2 separate regions of the Homo sapiens genome follow, and region 1 is linked to region 2. Evidence: read pairs that join two places in POLR2A ChIA-PET (ENCODE). Cell type or tissue: Panc1. All regions are shown on one strand. Links, peaks and the distances in the headings refer to the core of each region. The heading gives the core; the rest is flanking DNA. Region 1 overlaps GNA12 (G protein subunit alpha 12). Region 2 has its middle 13 kb from the start of AMZ1.

The links. ChIA-PET counts read pairs that join two places held together with the same protein. Peaks named below come from ENCODE experiments on the same cell type or tissue, not always from the same donor. Only the 100,000 strongest peaks of a DNase experiment are listed, where the experiment ranks them.
Region 1: POLR2A ChIA-PET joins it to region 2 with 5 read pairs; 3 of 35 experiments call an interaction of 5 or more read pairs at or near these places.

The regions. Positions count from the first base shown.
Region 1 is chr7:2,800,439-2,804,826 of GRCh38, forward strand. All of the region lies in intron 1 of GNA12 (G protein subunit alpha 12), which reads right to left. Among named protein-coding and RNA genes, the nearest start is that of GNA12, 42 kb to the right of the region's middle. In Panc1, for the core only: no CTCF peak of the experiment used is centred there; a DNase peak (open chromatin) is centred at 2,323; H3K4me3 peaks cover 1,712 bases; H3K27ac peaks cover 4,000 bases.
Region 2 is chr7:2,672,678-2,677,065 of GRCh38, forward strand. No RefSeq gene overlaps it. Among named protein-coding and RNA genes, the nearest start is that of AMZ1, 13 kb to the right of the region's middle. In Panc1, for the core only: no CTCF peak of the experiment used is centred there; no DNase peak of the experiment used is centred there.

The DNA.
Region 1 (4,388 bases), core at 224-4,223, 130 kb after region 2:
CACACACAGTGTCCCAAAGCCCGTCTCCTGACTTCAACAGCATACTGAAATTATGTCTGTCATAACCACTGGGAAAAACTGCCTGCCTCTCTGTACTATCTTTGCAACCTCCTGTGAACCTATACTTATTTCAAAATAAAAAGTTTTTAAAAAGTTAACTAGCGACCACGGCAATGTAAGTTCCAACGATGTGATGTGGAGAGGGAGGGTTAGCAGAGGCCGAAGGCAAAGAGATAGTAGGGAAGGGAGGCTTGCTAAAACCCTAACTGGAGGTGGGCCTCAGACGGAGCTTTCCGAAGGGTGGGTTCATCTGAGCGAGTGGCAGTGGTGGACTGGAATCTACCTAGAGGGAAAATGTGACTTGAATAAACTCTCCACTTTCCTTCCTCCCGGCTCCCCCACTGTGATTCCTCCTCCGGGTCCTCATCTCCCCACTTCCTTTGACTACACCACACCAAACTCTTGCCTTTCCAAAAGGACAAAACCAAAAAGGTTCAAGAACCCAAGGAAACAAAGGCAATTCCTCTTTTCCCCACTATGCACAACAAAAACTATCTCGGCACGGAGAAGGTAGCACACAGATTTCTCTGGCGAGGTCTCGGGCAAAGGGTCTCGGTGCCTTTGTACAAATCAGAAAAACGCTCTCCATCATCCAGGCAGATGCGGCCCAGCCTGGCAACAGTGGCTTGGATGGGGTTTCAGCCTCCATGCCCTCCCAATCAAGTCACCAACCCTCCCGCTATCCGGGAAGGCCCTGCTCGTCCAACTCAAATACAGAAATTGGGTCCGACCCACCAGGTATCTATTCAGGTGCTATTTTTACAAATGAAAAGTTTAGCTTCACAAGGAGTACAATCTCACTCAGAAGTTAAATCAATAACCCCTAGGAAGTTTCATTTTTATGTCAAAGACGAAGTCAGGGGGCCAGGTAGGACTTGGAAGGCCAAAGGTCACTTACGAAGACTGCAGGACTGCACACACCAGGCCTTCCCCAACTATCAGGGTGAACATAGGTTTGGCTTAAAAACACACACACGCAAAACTGGCCCATGCAACAGCAGTCTATTCCCACCGCACAATCCGCCCAAGCAGGCTGGAGCTGGTCCAAATGAACTGCACCCAACCACAAGAAAAGACTCCTCCTTTCCCTTTTTCAAAACACAAGAAAGGTGGCTAAACTACTGATGAGCTTTGAACAGTTAAGTAGTAGTTTTGTAAGCTTTGTAGTTACAGTCCATTTTCCCTTCCTTTGAAGGAAAAAAGGCATTAAAAAAAAAAGATGTCTCTCTTTTGCCCTTTTACATTTATTCTAGTCAAAAACTGCTCTCTGCCAACTTTGTTCTGAAAATCCACATCTGAGTTCCAGCGAAGTTTTCTACTTGGGGACATTTGGCTAAATTCTGAGTCCCCTTTTCTTCCTTTTTAGAGAGAGACGTAAGCTCTCTCTGGAGTTTAAAGCCTGTAACAATAATGTATTTACCGTACTTTTGCAGAACTGATAGTTACACTTTTACCATTGTTATATAGAATTGCTAAAGTCTTAAAAGTAAAATACTAGTATAGGAGGCATATTATAATAAACCTCTTACTCCTGTCCTTTTCCAATGAAAGACCAATTTTCTAAAACACAAAAGCCAAGAAAATCCTAAAACTCACATACACTTAAAATAAATAAGAACGACAACTCATTCAAGTCTCTTTAATAGCTAAGAGAAAAATCCTTTTTTCAGTAATGGTATTACTGAAGTATTAATTGTTTGAATAACCATACATTTTATTTGGTTACCCAAATATAAACGGTTAAAGTCTCAAGCAGTTTGATGACTTCATCTCAATACAATGTCACACTTCAAACTGTTCAGACAGCATATTTTTAAGACAACTTATAAATCCAGCAACTTAAACTTCTAGTCAAAGTATAGATTCCCTCTCTGCTGGGGATGTAGATTTTTTTTGGGGGGGTGGGGGGTGGGGTTCAATTTTGCTGGATGAAGACCAAAAACTGCAAATCCTGTTATCTCATTTCAAAATAGATTATGTTAGTTTAGCCCCTAATCAAACCAAATCTTTTAAGATTAGTCATTCCTTAGTAAAATCTTCCCACAATAAATACCAAAGCTACGATAGACATAAAATGCTTTAAGATAATATGAGCCTTTTTCTACAAGATGAAACAGTTCCATTAAGACAAACTGAAGATTCTGGATGTTCACTCGGGCAACAGCATGTGGACTTGGAAAGCTCTGTTTTTTAAAAACCCACTCGGCTGAGTTGTTTGCCTTTGGCCACCATCCAAATAAAAGAAACGCTGCCAGAAGTGTAAACAGGATGCATTTCTTTACATTGATGAATCCAGCAAACAAAGACAGCGCCTCTTAGTTCCTCTCGAAAACTGAAGTGCAAGATACCTTTTAGTGTAAAGGTCAGCGAGAAACTGACGAAGGGAGGCAGTAAGCCGTCAAACCAGCCATCAGAGCCTCTGCCATTTCACAGCGCAGCCCTGGCCCCACCATAACTCCGCGGATTTGCCTTCCGCAACAAATGCACTGCCGTACGGGATCAGGCCTATTATTTCTCTAAGAAAGCCCCCTCTTGGCTCTGCCAGTGACTATACCGAGGGCTCACCTCAGGCAATGAAAAGTGGTGGGTAACGAATGGGGAAAACCCAAAAGGCGGTAAACTTGGCTCCTGCTATGGGAGAACTTTCAAAACAAGCGTAGCAGCAAGACAGAGCACGAGCAGATAAGCGACAGTCTCAGATGCAGAGTACAGAGGCCAGCCCCATAACTGGAAGGACAGGACCGTCGGAGGACAGCCAGAATCGCCACCGCTGGTGAGGCCTCGCTCACAGACAGGCTGTGGAGAGCTAAGAAGTCTGTGTGAGAAAGGGGACGATCGAGGGCTTTGGAAAAGGAGAATGGCAAGGTCTGAGGCTGCCTGCAGGTCCCGTGGCAGGTGGGACAGGAGGCAGGGAAGGAGCAGCTAAAGCAGGAGAGTGATCAGGAGCCCCCTAAGTGCTCTCACCCCAAGTGCTCTCAATAAAAGATGGAGAGATCCAAAACCAGGAATTCACCAAACCTGCAGAGCACGGAGAGCAGTGAGGGCCCTGTTGTGTAAGCACAATACCCACCAGTTCTCCCAAGTCAGGTCCACAGGAGGGGATGGCTTAGAAGGGGTGACATTTAGGTAGGTTTTCAACAAATTTAGTTCAGTTGGACAGTGGGAAATCCAAGCTAAGCTTCTCAAGAGGAGATGGAACTGCAGAGAAAACTCTGGGTTTAGGAATGGCATAGGAGAAGCAAATTATCATCATTAGCTTTTTTCAGCTGCCTTGAAAAGGTTTTCCTAAAAGTCCAAAACAAAACAAAACAAAACAAACAAACAAAAAAACAACTCCAAACCAATCCAGATTTCCCCAGATCTCCTGAACTGGAAAGTGAAAATCCAGGGCTCCATTTCAAAACTCACAAGCCAGCAGGCTGGAAACTCCTGGAATCATCTCCCCAACCCCCACCCGCCAGCCATGGCCATGGGCAGACCAACTTCTTCCTCTCCTGTTCTTCCAGGGGTCAGGATAAGTCTCGGAATCTCCCTTCACTAAAAATTTCACTACATGACAAACACTAGTACAAGGGGGAACGAAATCGTCCTCTTAAGTACAGAAAAGATCAGCAAAACTTGAGAACACAAACACACAAAATATCATTCTAAGGGGGAAAAGCTTGCACACACTATCAACAGGTAACAGCTTCATGTGCTAATTCAGTGTTTTCGAAATTCAAGTCAGGATCTGCATTGTGAAATCATTTAGTAGGCATTTTAAAAAGGAAAAGAATATACTGGTAACTAACTGAATAGACTGCAAATAATAAAGGTAAGTGTTTCAAAGAATTTGTTTTAGCAGAGACAGCTATATATAGACGGGTGTGTGTGTATGCGTAAACCCATAAACCCATAAACACACACGCGTGTACATACACCGGGTTCCTCTGGACTATGGTCTGAGTGCCACTGGGCCAGACTCTTGTAGATGAGCCTGCTACAAGGCTGGCTTTCCTTGGTCCCACCACTTCAAAGCCAATAGGACTGGGCTGAGTGTCAAAAGTCCAAACAGTAACAAGTTGGGTTTTGTGAAAAACTGATAAGAGTGCAAAGAAACTGTGTGAGGAGGTGTGAGAAAATGGTGAAATCTTTGTCCTCTGGGGGCAGTGTCACTAGGTTGGTTTTCATTAAACATATTCTTGGCCCATTCGTTGGGGCCATCTTGGATTGCATGGTGAGGTCTGGGAATCACAGAGCTACCACTCAACATTTTCTACCACTAAAGACGTTGAAGAGAGCTGGGCGTGATGGCTTAAGCCTGTAATCCTAGCGCTTTGGGAAGCCGA
Region 2 (4,388 bases), core at 324-4,323:
ATGGGGTCTCACTATGTTGCCCAGGCTAGTCTCAAACTCCTGGCCCTAAGCAATCCTTTCACCTTGGCCTCCCAAAATGCTGGGATTACGGATCCTCTGGGGAAGCCAGGACCAGGAGAGAAGCAAGGTCAAGAAATCCCACATTTTGATGTATTAAATAAATGACTTATTTCTACTCAAAATAAATGGCATTGAAGTCTTTAATCCTTTTTGAGTTAATTTAATAATAATGATCTGAGACAGGGGTCCAGTGTCATTCATTCGCATGTGGATATCCAGTTTTCCCAGCACTGTTTATTTATTTTTTATCTATCTGTCTGTCTGTCTGTCTATTTTTTGTGATGGAGTTTCGCTCTTGTTGCCCAAGCTGGAGTGCAATGGCACGATCTCGGCTCACTGCAACCTGTGCCTCCTGGGTTCAAGTGATTCTCCTGCCTCAGCCTCCCGAGTAGCTGGGATTACAGGCGCACGCCACCATGCCTGGCTAATTTTTTGTATTTTTAGTAGAAACGGAGTTTCACTATGTTAGCCAGGCTGGTCTCGAACTCCTGACCTCAGGTGATTGACCCACCTCAGCCTCCCAAAGTGCTGTGATTACAGGCGTGAGCCACTCCGCCTGGCCAATTTATTTTATTTTTATCTTTATTTATTTATGTATTTATTTTGAGATAGAGTTTTGATCTGTCGCCCAGGCTGGAGTGCAGTGATGCAATCTCAGCTCACTAGCCTGTGCATGCCAGGCTCAAGTGATCCTCCCACCTCAGCCTCCCACAGTCACACATCATCATGCCTGGCTATTTTTGGGGGGTATTTTTTGTAGAGATGAAGTTGTGCCATGTTGCCCAGGCTGGTCTTGAACTCCTGAGCTCAAGTAATTTGCCTGCCTTGGCCTCCCAAAGTGCTGCGATTATAGGCATGAGCCACTGCGCCTAGTGCTGTTTTAGTGTTGTTTTAGAGATGGGGTCTTGCTCTGTGGCCCAGGCTGGAGTGCAGTAGCACAGTCATAGTTCACTGCAGCTTCAACTTCTGGGCCCAAGCCATCAGCCTGCCTCAGCCTCCCAAGTAGCTGGGACTATAGGCACATGCCACCACACCCAACTAATTTTTAAAATGTTTGTAGAGATAGTCTCCCTAGGTCCTCTTTTATTTATTTATGTATTTATTTACTGAGACAGAGTCTCGCTCTGTTGTCCAGGCTGGAGTGCAATGGCGCAATCTTAGCTCACTGCAACCTCTGCCTCCCAGGTTCAACTGATTCTCCTGCCTCAGCCTCCTGAGTAGTCTGTTCCTCTTTTATTAAAGGGACTGTCCTTTCCCCACTGTGTATTCTTGGCACCCTTATCAAAGACTAATCATGTATGTGAGGGTTTATGTCTGTACTCTCTTCTGTTCCACTGGTCTGTGTGTGTGTTTTTATGCCAGTACCATGCTGTTTTGCTTACTGTAACTTTGTAGTATACTTTGAAGTCAGGTAATGGGATGCCACCAGCTTTGTTCTTTTTCAGAATTACTTTGGCTCTTTGGTCTTTTGTGGTTCCATATGAATTTTAGGATTGTTTTTTCAACTTCTATGAAAAATGCCACTGGAATTTTGATAGGAATTGCATTAAGGCTATAGAGCACTTTGGGTAGTATGGACATTTAAAAAATATTAGTTACTCTCATCTATGAACATGGGATTTCTTTCCATTTATTTGTGTCCTCTTCAGTTATTTAAATTGGTGTCTTAAGAGTTTCCAGTGTACAGATCTTTCACCTTTTTGGTTAAAATTATTCCTGGGGGCTGGGCGCAGTGGCTCACGCCTGTAATTCCAGCACTTTGGGAGGCTGAGGTGGGCGGATCACCTGAGGTCAGGAGTTCGAGACCAACCTGGTCTCAAGTGATCCTCCTGCCTTGGCCCCCATAAGTGCTGAGATTACAGGCGTGAGCCACCACACCACATCCAGCTAGGCAGTTACTTTCTTGTAGTACATTGGTTTGTTCAGCACATCCCAGCGTCCTCCGACTTCTGTTGCCGTGTTCGAGAGTTTGGCTGTCAGTCTAATGTCTGTTCTTTCAAAGTAACCTCTCTTTTTCCTCTGGCTGCTTTTAAGATTTATTTTTTTTGAATTGTCCTTGGTTTTCTGCAGTTTTACTGTCTTATGTAGGTGAGAGTTTCTTTTTATTTATTCTGCTTGGAATTCGCTGGGATTCTTGAATCTGTGGATTAGTGGTTTTTTCATCAGTTCTGGGAAATTCTTAGCCTCTATCCTTTGAAATATTCTTTCTCTCTCCTTTCTCCTCTCATCTCCCATCTCCTCTTCCCCGTTTCCTCTTTTTTTTTTTTTTTTTTTTTTTGAGACAGTGTCTCACTGTGTCACCCAGGCTGGAGTGCAGTGGCACAATCTTGGCTCATGGTAACCTGTGCCTCCTGGGTTCAAGCGACTCTCCTGCCTCAGCCTCCCGAGTAGTTGGGATTACAGGTATGTGCCATCACACCCGGCTAATTTTTGTATTTTTAATAGAGATGGAGTTTCGCCATGTTGGCCAGGCTGGCCTCAAACTCCTGACCTCAGGTGATCCACCCGCCTCTGCCTCCCAAAGTGACAGGATTACAGGCATGAGCTACTGCACTCGGCCCTCCCTTAACTAACTTCTTTGAGAGTTTATTATCGGCTGGGACTGGAGGTTGCTCCTGTCATTATCAACCACATTCCATCGTCCAGACTTCAGCCATGTGGCCGTGCCCAGCCACGAAGGATTCTGGGGACTGTGGTTAGGCCAGGTGCCTGGAAACAACTCAACAGGACCACCTGGCCAGTGTCAGTCATAGTCATAGCACACAAACACCCCAGTGTCTGGCACAGTGTGTGACCGTCCTCGTGTCTGCAGCCTGTGCAGGTCACTCATGGTGCCTTGTTTCCCTGTGTTCTTGGTCATCTTTAGCTGCATGCTGCTCTTTGGCTTTGAAAAATGTTGATGGAGAGATTCTTTGAGGCCTGGGATGAAGGTGGAATCCGCTAGGGAGGAGCTAATTTGGGGCATTACCCACTGGAGGCCACAGCAAACCAAATATACTGGCCCCCCAAAGGTCTGGGCGCAGTGGCTCATGCCTGTAATCCCAGCACTTTGGGAGGCCGAGGTAGGAGGATTGTTTAAGGCCAGGAGTTTGAGAATAGCCTGGGCAACATAGCAAGACCCCATCTCTACACATTTTTTTTTGTTCGGAGATGGAGTCTCAGTCTTGTTGCCCAGGCTGGAGTGCAGTGGTGTGATCTCGGCTCACTGCAACCTCCGCCTCCTGGGTTCAAGCAATTCTGCCTCAGCCTCCCCAGTAGCTGGGATTGCAGGCGCCCACCATCATGCCTGGCTAATTTTTGTATTTTTAGTAGAGACAGAATCTCACCAGTTTGGCCAGGCTGGTCTCAAACTCCTAACCTCAGGTGATCCACCTGCCGTATCTCTTTTGTTTTTAATTAGCTGGGCATGGTGGTATGCACCTGAAGTCCCAGCTACTTGGGAGGCTGAGGTGGGAGGATTGCTTGAGCCCAGGAGTTCGAGGCTGCAGTGAGCCGTGATCACACCACCGCACTCCAGCCTGGGTGACAGAGAGAGACCCTATGTCAAAACAAACAACGCATTGAGTGCTTGGAGTTCTCTGCATTCTTGGCAGCACCTCAAATCTGTGCTAGCACCTCAAATCTGTGCTAGAGAAGACCTGTAGCCCTAACTTCTCAAGAACTTTTTCTTTTTGCTTCTCTTAGCACCAAGTGTCTTTCGTGTGGAGGGAGCAGGGCTAATTCCGTTTCATTCTTACCCTAAGAGTGTAGACCTTTAGGTTTTCAGCTTAAGGTGGGAAGGGTTTTCTATAATGCTCCCCATTTTGGGCAGGACTGGCCCTGACTTCTGTCCCCTTGACCCCTCAAGGCCACAGAATGAGAACCCAAGTTTGCTGGTTTTGGCAAATGCCCTCCAACAAAAGGGCACCTCCTGGGTGGCACAGCCGTGGGCTGGTGTGCCCCACCAGGGTGCAGCAGTGACATCAGCCCCGCCTCGGGGCACATGTCCCTTCCCGGTGACAGCAGGCTAGGTGCCTGGACCAGCCGTTTCCCTGAAGACAATGAAACACGCTGGGTGAAATATCCAAAGGCCAGGAACACTGAACAGCTGACAAGACAGCAGGTAATTAAATGCCAGGCCTCGTGCTGGAGGAAAACTGGACTCAGATACAAGGCCCTCCCACAGGGATCTGGAGAGCCTGGCTCTCAGCTCTGGCCTGGGGGAACTCAGAGAGGGAGGGGCTCTGCGGATCAGCTGCCCCTAGGCAGTAACACTGAACCGCAGTACCCAGTGAAAAGAGACTGCAGGGCCCAGCGTGGTGGCTCACACCTGTAATCTCAGCACTTTG